Linked DNA regions of Homo sapiens: region 2 is linked to region 1. The links are chromatin contacts, found by Hi-C or POLR2A ChIA-PET in ENCODE. All regions are on one chromosome and are shown on one strand. The core of a region is the stretch at or near the end of the contact, and the rest is flanking DNA. Distances in the headings are between cores, read along the strand shown. Region 1 holds the start of ZBTB16 (zinc finger and BTB domain containing 16). Region 2 overlaps ZBTB16 (zinc finger and BTB domain containing 16).

Evidence for each region. A loop is a pair of places that touch in the nucleus more often than their neighbours do. ChIA-PET counts read pairs that join two places held with the same protein, here RNA polymerase II (POLR2A). Pooled maps may share reads with other maps.
Region 2: a map of heart right ventricle shows a loop between it and region 1 (3-fold over the local background). The contact joins the enhancer-like site here to the promoter of ZBTB16 in region 1. A Hi-C loop is called at or near these places in 59 of 168 maps with a recorded cell type or tissue (B cell, CD4-positive, alpha-beta memory T cell, Caco-2 and 35 more) and 38 of 50 pooled maps. POLR2A ChIA-PET finds 5 or more read pairs at or near these places in 11 of 52 experiments (A673, BJ, CD4-positive, alpha-beta T cell and 8 more).

The regions. Positions count from the first base shown.
Region 1 is chr11:114,056,695-114,061,221 of GRCh38, forward strand. It overlaps ZBTB16 (zinc finger and BTB domain containing 16), which reads left to right and starts at 3,017. Exons shown (of 7, transcript NM_006006.6): 1 at 3,017-3,188. RefSeq lists a silencer at 2,573-2,867.
Region 2 is chr11:114,248,737-114,253,322 of GRCh38, forward strand. It overlaps ZBTB16 (zinc finger and BTB domain containing 16), which reads left to right. Exons shown (of 7, transcript NM_006006.6): 7 at 1,590-4,586. The coding sequence ends at 1,819. Among named protein-coding and RNA genes, the nearest start is that of NNMT, 45 kb to the right of the region's middle. Within about 2 kb of position 2,960, at least 9 of the 41 ENCODE cell types and tissues checked have a DNase peak (open chromatin) inside an H3K27ac peak, as active enhancers do; they include ascending aorta, gastrocnemius medialis, heart right ventricle and 5 more, where a contact is called at or near this core.

The DNA.
Region 1 (4,527 bases), core at 1,767-4,266:
GGCACTTAATCTCTCTGAACCTCAGTTTTCATGTCCACAGAAATTGGGAAAATAATAGCACCTGCATTAATAGGATTGTTATGTGGATTAAATAAAACAACATAGGTAATGTGTTGAGTTTCGTAGTCAGTGCTCAGAATGAGTTATTATTTTCGCTGTCTCCTTCCTGTATGATCTCTTAGAACTGCTATACCCTCCTGTTCCACTAACTGAGCTCTGAAAGGCTGCCAGTGGTGGGAGGTACATGGGTAAAGAGGGAGATGAGGGAGTAAGATTTAGCAATGGAATTCCATGCAAAGGCCAGCTCATCTATTCCTCTGTCTCTAGCATGATCTCCCCCTAAGATTGAGATCTCCTGTATTTTTAGAACTGATACCCAGGTTTCCCTTAAAAGACGCTTCAAGAAAAAATGTAAAAGAAAAATCACTCTAAATACACGAACATGAGAGAGACAGAAAGAGAGCGGGCATGTGCGCGCGAGAGAGATTGAGTATTCTCTTGTAATTTTCCATCCTGCTTGTTTTTAGGTGCTGCCATATGAAATCTCTGAACTGAGGATTCTCATCAGCCTTCCCAGGACCCAAGGACATAGCTCTGGCTATAAATGGTGCCAGTTTTGGTGGGGGAGCTGCTGCTGCTTTATCTGGGCCCAATAAACCTTATCAAACTGCTGTGCAGCCAGCCTTCAGCGCTAAGTGGAAATGCTTGGAGCCCAATGCTGGCATTCAGCCCACAGCCTCGCCTGCCTTCTTCCTTTTTGTTACCTTCTCCACCTCTTAAATTCAGGCATTAATCTCTCTTTAACACTTACTAACAAGGGCTGGGCTTTTAATGGGCAGCGTTTATGAAGCAAGGGAGATTTTCACATAGAGTGAATATGGCACGGGGGTGGGGAGGCCAGGGCCATAGAGGATTGTGCTTTCTCTCCCATTGTTTCCAGAGATTCTCTCTTTCTCTGATTTGAGGATTAATAGGAGATTAGGATCAGGGGTTAATTGTGTGCTTCTCCTGCTACTGCACTGAGGAGAGGCTGGTAGGTGGATGTGGACAGCAAAGCGGAAACCTCCAGCAGGCACTATCTAGGCAGAAGCTCAACAAGTGTAGTGATTCTTTCTTCTGTTTCCCTGGTGAGGCACCAGGAGGGTCTTTTCTCCTCTCCTTACATCCCTCCACTCTTGCTCTCCTTGCAGCCCAGTTCTTTCCTAACTTTCTTTAAATCCCTTTCCTCTAACAGGGTGTATAGACCTTAGTTAGAAAAACAGGTAGTCTCTAAATGGGATTGCTCTTTATTGTTAATGAAATGAATACCCAGGGACTGGGCTTCCCCTCCGCTTGCCCTGGGTTTGATGTGGTTGTATCCCGTGCTATCAGAGGAGCCCTTCCTTCACTCAAGTGTGTTCCCCTGCCCAGCTCTCTCCGCAGACTCCTGCTGGGCTGAGCTTTCCCTGCTCTTAAGAGTCAGGAGTGGCTCTTGCTGGGATGGAATGACCCGTCTTTGGGGCTGCCTCATGAGCGGCTCTTGTGAACCCGGATCAGTTCCGATGTGTAAACTCTACCGCCTGGCCTTCAGCGAACAGATACAGATTTCTGCCACCTTCCATGACCCTACAGTTCATGGGACTGGGTCTGGGGCAGTGCCAGAGGCACGCATGGAGGTGTGATTCTAGGTGAGTCCTGCGGAAAACCTCTGGCCCACCCGTGAGTCACGGACAGAACATGCAGACTCAGGCCTTGGTGACATAAGCTCCGCATTGCTAAAACCGCGTGACCTCGAGGGCTGACTGGCCTGAGAACCCTGGATGGCGCTCTCGGCCACCCCCACCTCCCACCCCAACCTCCTGGGCTTCGGTCAGAATCCACAGCCCGTGCCCGAAGAGCGCTTCCCGCCTCTGGCACCCTACCTTCGCTCAGCTCCAGGGAAAAGGGGAGAGGGCAGCTTTCTGCAGTCAGAGGAAGAGTACATTTTCTTTGGCTGCTCTACCCTCTGAAGTAGGGCGGCCAGCTGAAGGAGGACACACTTTTGAGGGGCCCAGAGGTTGTCCAAGCTTCCCCCTGCCCCCTGAAGACTGTGCACTGAGCTGGGCGCAGTTCTCGGGAACTGTTTCCACCCAGATTGCTGGGGGGCGGGGGGGTAGGATGAGGGCAGAGCCGAGAGGCTGTCCAAGGTTTGGGAGAGAGAAAAGTTTCTCCCAGGACTCGACCTTGGCCTCCAGCAATCGCGACAGCTAAAAACGGGTGTCTCGCTTCGACAATAGATCCCCGCGGACCTTCTGGCACCTGGTTCACTAGCGCCCGCGAACTCTGCCTCGGGAGACTTATTGAAATCCGGATGCTCAAGCCGGGAGGCGCGCAGTAACCAGGAGGATGAGAGGGCCGGGTTTGGGCTAGGAAAGCGGCCTTTTAAAACAGATGTCAGGGGGACTGCAGCCCCGAGCCATGAGAAAAAAGTTAAAGGCGAGATGACACGCACTGAATTGGGGCAAACATTGGAAGAGGAGACAAAACTGCGTGCTTGAGCACCGGGGTGCGGGGAGGGGGGGACAAAACCCGTATCCAGTGCAAATTAAAATCTTGGGAGTAGGTGGGGGCTGCTGCGCGCCCTTCACCCTCAGTTCCCCTATTAAGGATTCTGAGTCCCCATGCACTCCTGTCCTCTGGCTCCTTCCTTCCTCTCCGCTCGGCCGGTGAGAGGCGGCCGCCGGCGCCCCAGCAGCAGCTAGATGTCAGGCGAAGCCCGGAGCGCGGAGCGCGGGGAAGGGAGGGGAAGGGAGGGGAGGGGAAAGGAGGGGTGGGGCGGGGAGCGCGCGCGGGCTCGGCCAGTGCGGGGTGGTGGGCGGGCTGAGCCCGGGGACGGCGCGGGAGGGGGGAGGGAAGGGGGGCAGCTGTGGGCAGGGAGCCGGGCTCGGCCGCCAGCACTAAAGATGGAGAGGCGCCGGGGCCTTGCAGGGGAGGGGGCTCGGCGTTGACGTGGGACGCGGCGGAGGCGCAGCAGCCGGTGGTGATTTGCTAACCTCGCAGCAGAGAGGAGTTGAGGGCGATGAGAGCGGGTACTGCGAACTGCCGGGCGATGCTGTCGCTGCCGCCGTGATACGGAGAGCAACAGTTCCCCAGCAACACCCCTCCCCGACACAGGCACACACCCCCCGACAGGCACGCACACCCACCCCACAGTGCCCGGCTCGGCTGCGGTGAGTGAGGGGCCGGGAAGAGGCGCACCGCCCAGCGAGCGCCGCGCGCCGGGGCTTCCCGGGGCTGGAGAGGTCTGGGGGGCGCGCGCTCGCTTCGGCCACTCGGCCGCTGGGCTTGTGCCTTTTTTATTTGGCGTGTTCCCTTCCTGCCGCTGCAGCCGTCGCCGCCACCGGTTGGGGGTCGGCTAGAAGGGGGAGCCCCGGCTGTCAGCCTGGGCGCAGCTGCCTCCCCAGCCCTTCCTCTTCAGGGCACGGTCGGGGTGAGAGGTGGGGGGCGTAGCGGTGTGCGGGGGCTGAGGGCGTGAGCAGAGGGGTCGGGGATCCGGAGGCTTTGTACCGCCAGGGGCTGGCGGAGCAACAGAGCCCGTGGGTGCTCTTATGTATGCGGACCGGTGCGCGGGCGCAAGATAAGGTTGTGGTTTATTTATTTGTGTGTTTATTCGCCGGCCGGCTGGGAAGCTAGAATCGGAGGAGCTGACGAGTAGATCTGGGGGCGGAGGGGAGCAGGACTGGGACTGCTTACGTTTTGTTTCTCTTTGAGAAAACGTGGTGGGCTTTTTCTTGATTGGACTTGATCCCCACCCCCCTTTTGCAGGGGAGGGAGGGAAGCTCCAGAGGGTCTGCAGCGCTGCGGGCCCTCCTCGGCTCTCGGCGGGACCGGCGGTGACACCGGAGCTCGCCGTGCGCTCCCGGCCGCTCTCGGTGGGTGCCGGTCTCTGCACCTGATGCGTTCGGGATGCCTTTCCCACCCTGGCGCGCCCGCCGCTAGCTCGCACAGCGCCTCGCACACTCCCGCACGCGCTTGAAATGCGCACGGTCCCGCCGGCCCGCGGAACCACCCGGACGCACGGAGCGCTCCGCACCGACTCGCTCGCCGCCTCCCCGAGACGCTCGCACCGTGCTTGGGCCGGGCGCGCTGGCCGCTGGCGCCGCTGGCCAGAGGCCTGGGACCCAGCCGGTCGCTCCCAGGGGGTCACGGCCCTGGGTCGGAGAGGGAGGGCGGGCAGACCCCTTCTCGCCTTTCCTCCCACAACTCGCTGCGGGGCTTTTGTGCTTCCCCTTCGCCGCGGGGCGGGTCCGCCTCCCCTGCCGCTCTCGCCGCGGAGTCCAGCCCGCCCGGACTGTCGCCGTTCCTCCCCGTCTCTTTCGCTTTCCCTCGTCCCTAGCTCAGCTCTCCTTCTTTCAGGAGTCTAGCTCCTCGGGAAAAGTTGCTTCCCCAAGTTTGCTGAAGTCGTCTCCAAGTCTCGGTGGGGGTCGCTGGGAACTGGGGGGGTGTGAGAGCGCGGTCGATCCCCGGAGCTCGGGCGGGTTATCGCCGGCTCTTCCCCGCGCCGCCTGG
Region 2 (4,586 bases), core at 1,710-4,209, 190 kb after region 1:
AGGAGAGGGTTGGGTGTCCGTTGATGACAACTATAGTGGCCCAGAGGATTTCCCAGAGCCCTGGGGTTTCCTTAGCCCCTTGTCAGGGATGTGACCTGGCAGGTGGATCATTAACTGTATTGGCAGTGACTATTGTAAATAGCTGGTCGATAGTTAGATCACTTTGGCTGTTCATTACTTCATTATTTGCTGGGGCCTGTGCGCGGGGGAGTATTGATAGCGAGATGGCTGGCCAGTTAATTACTGTATTGAAACAAGGTTCCCTTACATCCTCTGCTCAGCTCTAGGGGACTCTATGGAAGGAAAGTTGGGGTATAGAACGCTAGGGTGTGGCTGTGCACTCCCAGGTTCTTTATCCCTCCCATCCCACCCCACCCCCAATTCCAGCCTCAGGAGGGAGGCAGGGTCCAGGGCAAGGTCTTAGCGGTTTTAGCAGGATAGGCCGGGTGGGGGAGCTCATGCCTATAATCCCAGGACTTTGGGAGGCCGAGGCAGGCAGATCACTTGAAGTCAGGAGTTCAAGTCCAGCCCGGCCAACATGGTGAAACCCTGTCTGTACTAAAAATACAAAAATTAGCCGGGCATGGTGGCGGCACCTGTGATCCCAGCTACTTGGGAGGCTGAGGCAGGACAATCACTTGAACCCGGGAGGCAGAGGTTGCAGTGAGCTGAGATTGCACCACTGCATTCCAGCCTGGGTAACAGAGTGAGACTCCATCTCAAAAAAAAAAAAAAAAAAAAAAAAAAGGCCGGGCGCGGTGGCTCACGCCTGTAATCCCAGCACTTTGGGAGGCCGAGGCGGGTGGATCTTGAGGTCAGGAGATCGAGACCATCCTGGCTAACAAGGTGAAACCCCGTCTCTACTAAAAATACAAAAAATTAGCCGGGCGCGGTGGCAGGCGCCTGTAGTCCCAGCTACTCGGGAGGCTGAGGCAGGAGAATGGCGTGAACCCGGGAAGCGGAGCTTGCAGTGAGCCGAGATTGCGCCACTGCAGTCCGCAGTCTGGCCTGGGCGACACAGCGAGACTCCGTCTCAAAAAAAAAAAAAAAAAAGAGAGCTTTAGCAGGATAGGTGTCCCCAGGTGCAGCATATTTGAAGGACTGGGTTCCCTCAATTTCCCCCCACCCCTGCTCCCCACCATCTGTAGCCCTGAAAGGTCTCGATCCACCTGCTCTCTGGACGGAACTGTGGCTTGAAGAGCCATTCCTGAGGACTTTGGGGCCTTTCTCTTTCTAGACACCCATTTTCTTAATTAGAAAGGGAAAAGACTGTGGCCTTGGGAGAGTTAAGAATAGTAAGACAAGGAGCTGGGCAATCCAGTAGTCAACTAGCTACATGTAGCTATTTAAATTAGTTACAATGAAATAAAATTAGAAAACTGTAGAGCTGCAGTCGCACCAGCCTCATTCATAGCCATGTGTGACTGGTGGCTGCCGTCTTGGGTGGTGCCTTCATTGTCCCAGAAAGTTCTGTTGGAGCAAGCCCAGCTGGAGGAACCCAGCTTCCCTGGCACGCCTGAGGGTGACATGGTGCCCTCACCGCCTTCTGTCTGTCCTCACTTTCTCCTGCCCTGTCCCTCCGCCCTCAGGTGAGAAGCCCTTTGAGTGTAAGCTCTGCCACCAGCGCTCCCGGGACTACTCGGCCATGATCAAGCACCTGAGAACGCACAACGGCGCCTCGCCCTACCAGTGCACCATCTGCACAGAGTACTGCCCCAGCCTCTCCTCCATGCAGAAGCACATGAAGGGCCACAAGCCCGAGGAGATCCCGCCCGACTGGAGGATAGAGAAGACGTACCTCTACCTGTGCTATGTGTGAAGGGAGGCCCGCGGCGGTGGAGCCGAGCGGGGAGCCAGGAAAGAAGAGTTGGAGTGAGATGAAGGAAGGACTATGACAAATAAAAAAGGAAAAGAAAAAAAAAAACAGAAGGAAAAGGAAACCTGGTAGCTTTTTGGCCTTGGATTCTCTCTGGGCTCCAGATGACCTGGATGCCAAGCCACTGCCCCTCCTCTGGGGGCCTCCACCCTCCTCTCCCGGCTGGAGGTTTGCCTGATTTTCTGGGATGGGGTTGGGTATTTTGTTCACTCAAATGGTGGCACATTTTTCTCCTTCCTTCACCCAGACCTTCTTTTATGTGTCCAGAAATGGAGGCTAGAAAGCAGGTGAGAGGTCCTCTGGTCAGAGCCACACGGTCTGTGCCGGCCTTCCTCCACCAAGACCCCCAGGAGATGAAGGGAGGGAGGAGGTGAGCCAGAAGGGCGCTCCCCTGCTGATGGGTCTGGGCTGGGTCACTAGCTGCTCAAAATGGCAGCTCTAGTTTGCTGGCGGCTGACTGGGGAGGAGAAGGGCTCTGTTTCTCTTCCCACCACTCAGCCCACCTGCTGCTTTCCTCTGCTTTGCCACATCTGGGTGTCCCCCGGTGGTCTCTGAGAGCCTCAGGACCCCTGCCCCTCCTCCAGCTCTTTGTTCCCAGCCTCCCCTTGACTCCTGTCCTCCAAGTCCCAGGGGAGTCCCAGCCCCTCAGGGACCTGGCGGTGTCTCCATCCTTCTCCGGTTCCCTAGTGGGATAGCTGCCTCTGACTTCAGGGTCCCTCCTACCCTCAGCCTTCTGAGAACACAAAACAAATCCAATACCCCACCCTAGTCCAGCACCATCGTGAGCAAGATTCCTGCTGCGCTGCTTCCAAAATGGAAAAGCATCACAACTAAATACCTAATATCCTACCAAACAAACCACAGTCCCTACGTAGCCCTACTTCAGTCCCAGGAGAAGGAATCCATGAATGGGCTGAGGTTCCGAGGGTAGGTTGTGGATGTCTTTCTCTAGAGGGGTCCCACACCTGGAAAAGAGGACACCCAGCCCGTGGGATGAGGGAAGCTGGGCAAGGGAGAAAGTTGTTGAGTCACACTGGGGACCCCAGATGTAGTGAGCTCAGCAAGAAAAGCCAGGTCCAGAGAGAGTCGCACAGAATTCCTGACTCACAGCGCCCCTCGGTCCACAGTGGAGAGGAGGAGGAGGAGGAGCAGAAGGAGGGGGAGGAGCTGCAGGAGGAGGAGGATTTGAAAGCGCTTTGGCCTTGTGTTATGTTTTGCTTCTTTTCTGTGTCCCCTGTTAGCACATTGTACTTGAATTACCTCAGTTTTTTGTGACCTCATGAGCTTTCTTAACCTCTGTATCTCTTTTTCGGTTGGGGCTTGGAGGAATGGGGAGGGTGTTCTTTTCTGTTTCTTGTGTAAATTAATAGTTGTTTTTATAGACTTCAGCTGGTCAAGACCCTCCCCGTGCCCCTGGAGACCAGCCTCCCAGCTGGCAGGAACTGTGCAGGAGGAGTTGATACTCAGGATCTGAATGTGAGGGCCGAGGAGGGCGAAGAGCGTGGGTGGGGAGGGGATGTTGCTTTGGGGTCTCATGGTCCCCAGAGGGCACTAGGGAGTCACTTTTGGCTCCGCTGGTGCATGAAGTCACCTGTGGCCACCATCCGTTCCGCCTAAAACACTCTGGAGAGAATCCCACCTTTCTTACAATTTGCTGGGCCATTGAGGTTTGAGGGCCTGTGTTTGGATCCTTGCAACTGTGTGGTCTCACCTCTGTGCGTGCATTCTCATTGCCAGAATTGGTCTATTTTCACGGCTGGTCTTTGGGGAGGGGGGCGGGATCCAGCCTTTGTTTTGTTGTGTTGGGGTGGGGGTGTTGTTTTTCTAAAAGCTACCTCTTATGTTTGTCCAGTTGTTCTTTTGTTCCTTTCCCGCCTCCCATTCTGCTGCTCTTCCTCCCTCTTTTCCCCAACCTCCCCCGACCCTCCTGAATTTTGGAAAGCACATTTGCAATATTCGTGTTTGCTTTGGGACGGACCCTCCGTTTCATCTCATGCTTTATGTGTAAGAGTTTTTTATTATTATTTTTTCTTTCCTTTCTCTCTCTGAGAAAGTTGTGGCTGCGTTTTGATCTTAGGTTTTACAAAGTGGTTTAGGGAAGCGGTTTTGGGGAGAAGGATCACGAGGAATGTAGGGAAGCCGGAGGGATGGGTGCTGCTGCGACGACCCCCCCGTCCCTCGGCCCCAGCCCTCCTGCCCTCCCCTTCAATCTCATCCACCAAATCTGAAGGCCTTAAAATTGTGTGTTGGGAGGATGTGAATTGGGAGGACGGTGTCACTAGACTGTGGATTAGGGATGGTAAAGTAGGGAGGATGCTATTTTGCAACTATAGTAACGACTTAGTGTTTTGGAAAGGAAAAGAAGTTAAACTTGAAATACGTGACTAGAACAGTTGTCATGTTTATAATGTGAAAAGGGTGAAATCATTTGGGGGAGGGGCCGTCTGTAAGAAATCATTATGCACTATGGCTTCCTCCTCTGGTCTGGGAAGAAGCGGGGACTGGCTGGCCCTCAGGGGATCTGTAAATCCCAGAAAACAGTATTTTTAACAGCAAGATGTCATTCAACATTGGTGGGGAAGGAAGAGAAAAAAATCAAACTATTCCATAGAACTAGCTGGCCCCCTCACTCCCATGCCCTTCCCACTCAGCCTGGGCCCCTCCCCGCTCCATTCATAAAAGCTGAGAGGGTTGAGCTAATCTTCACAAA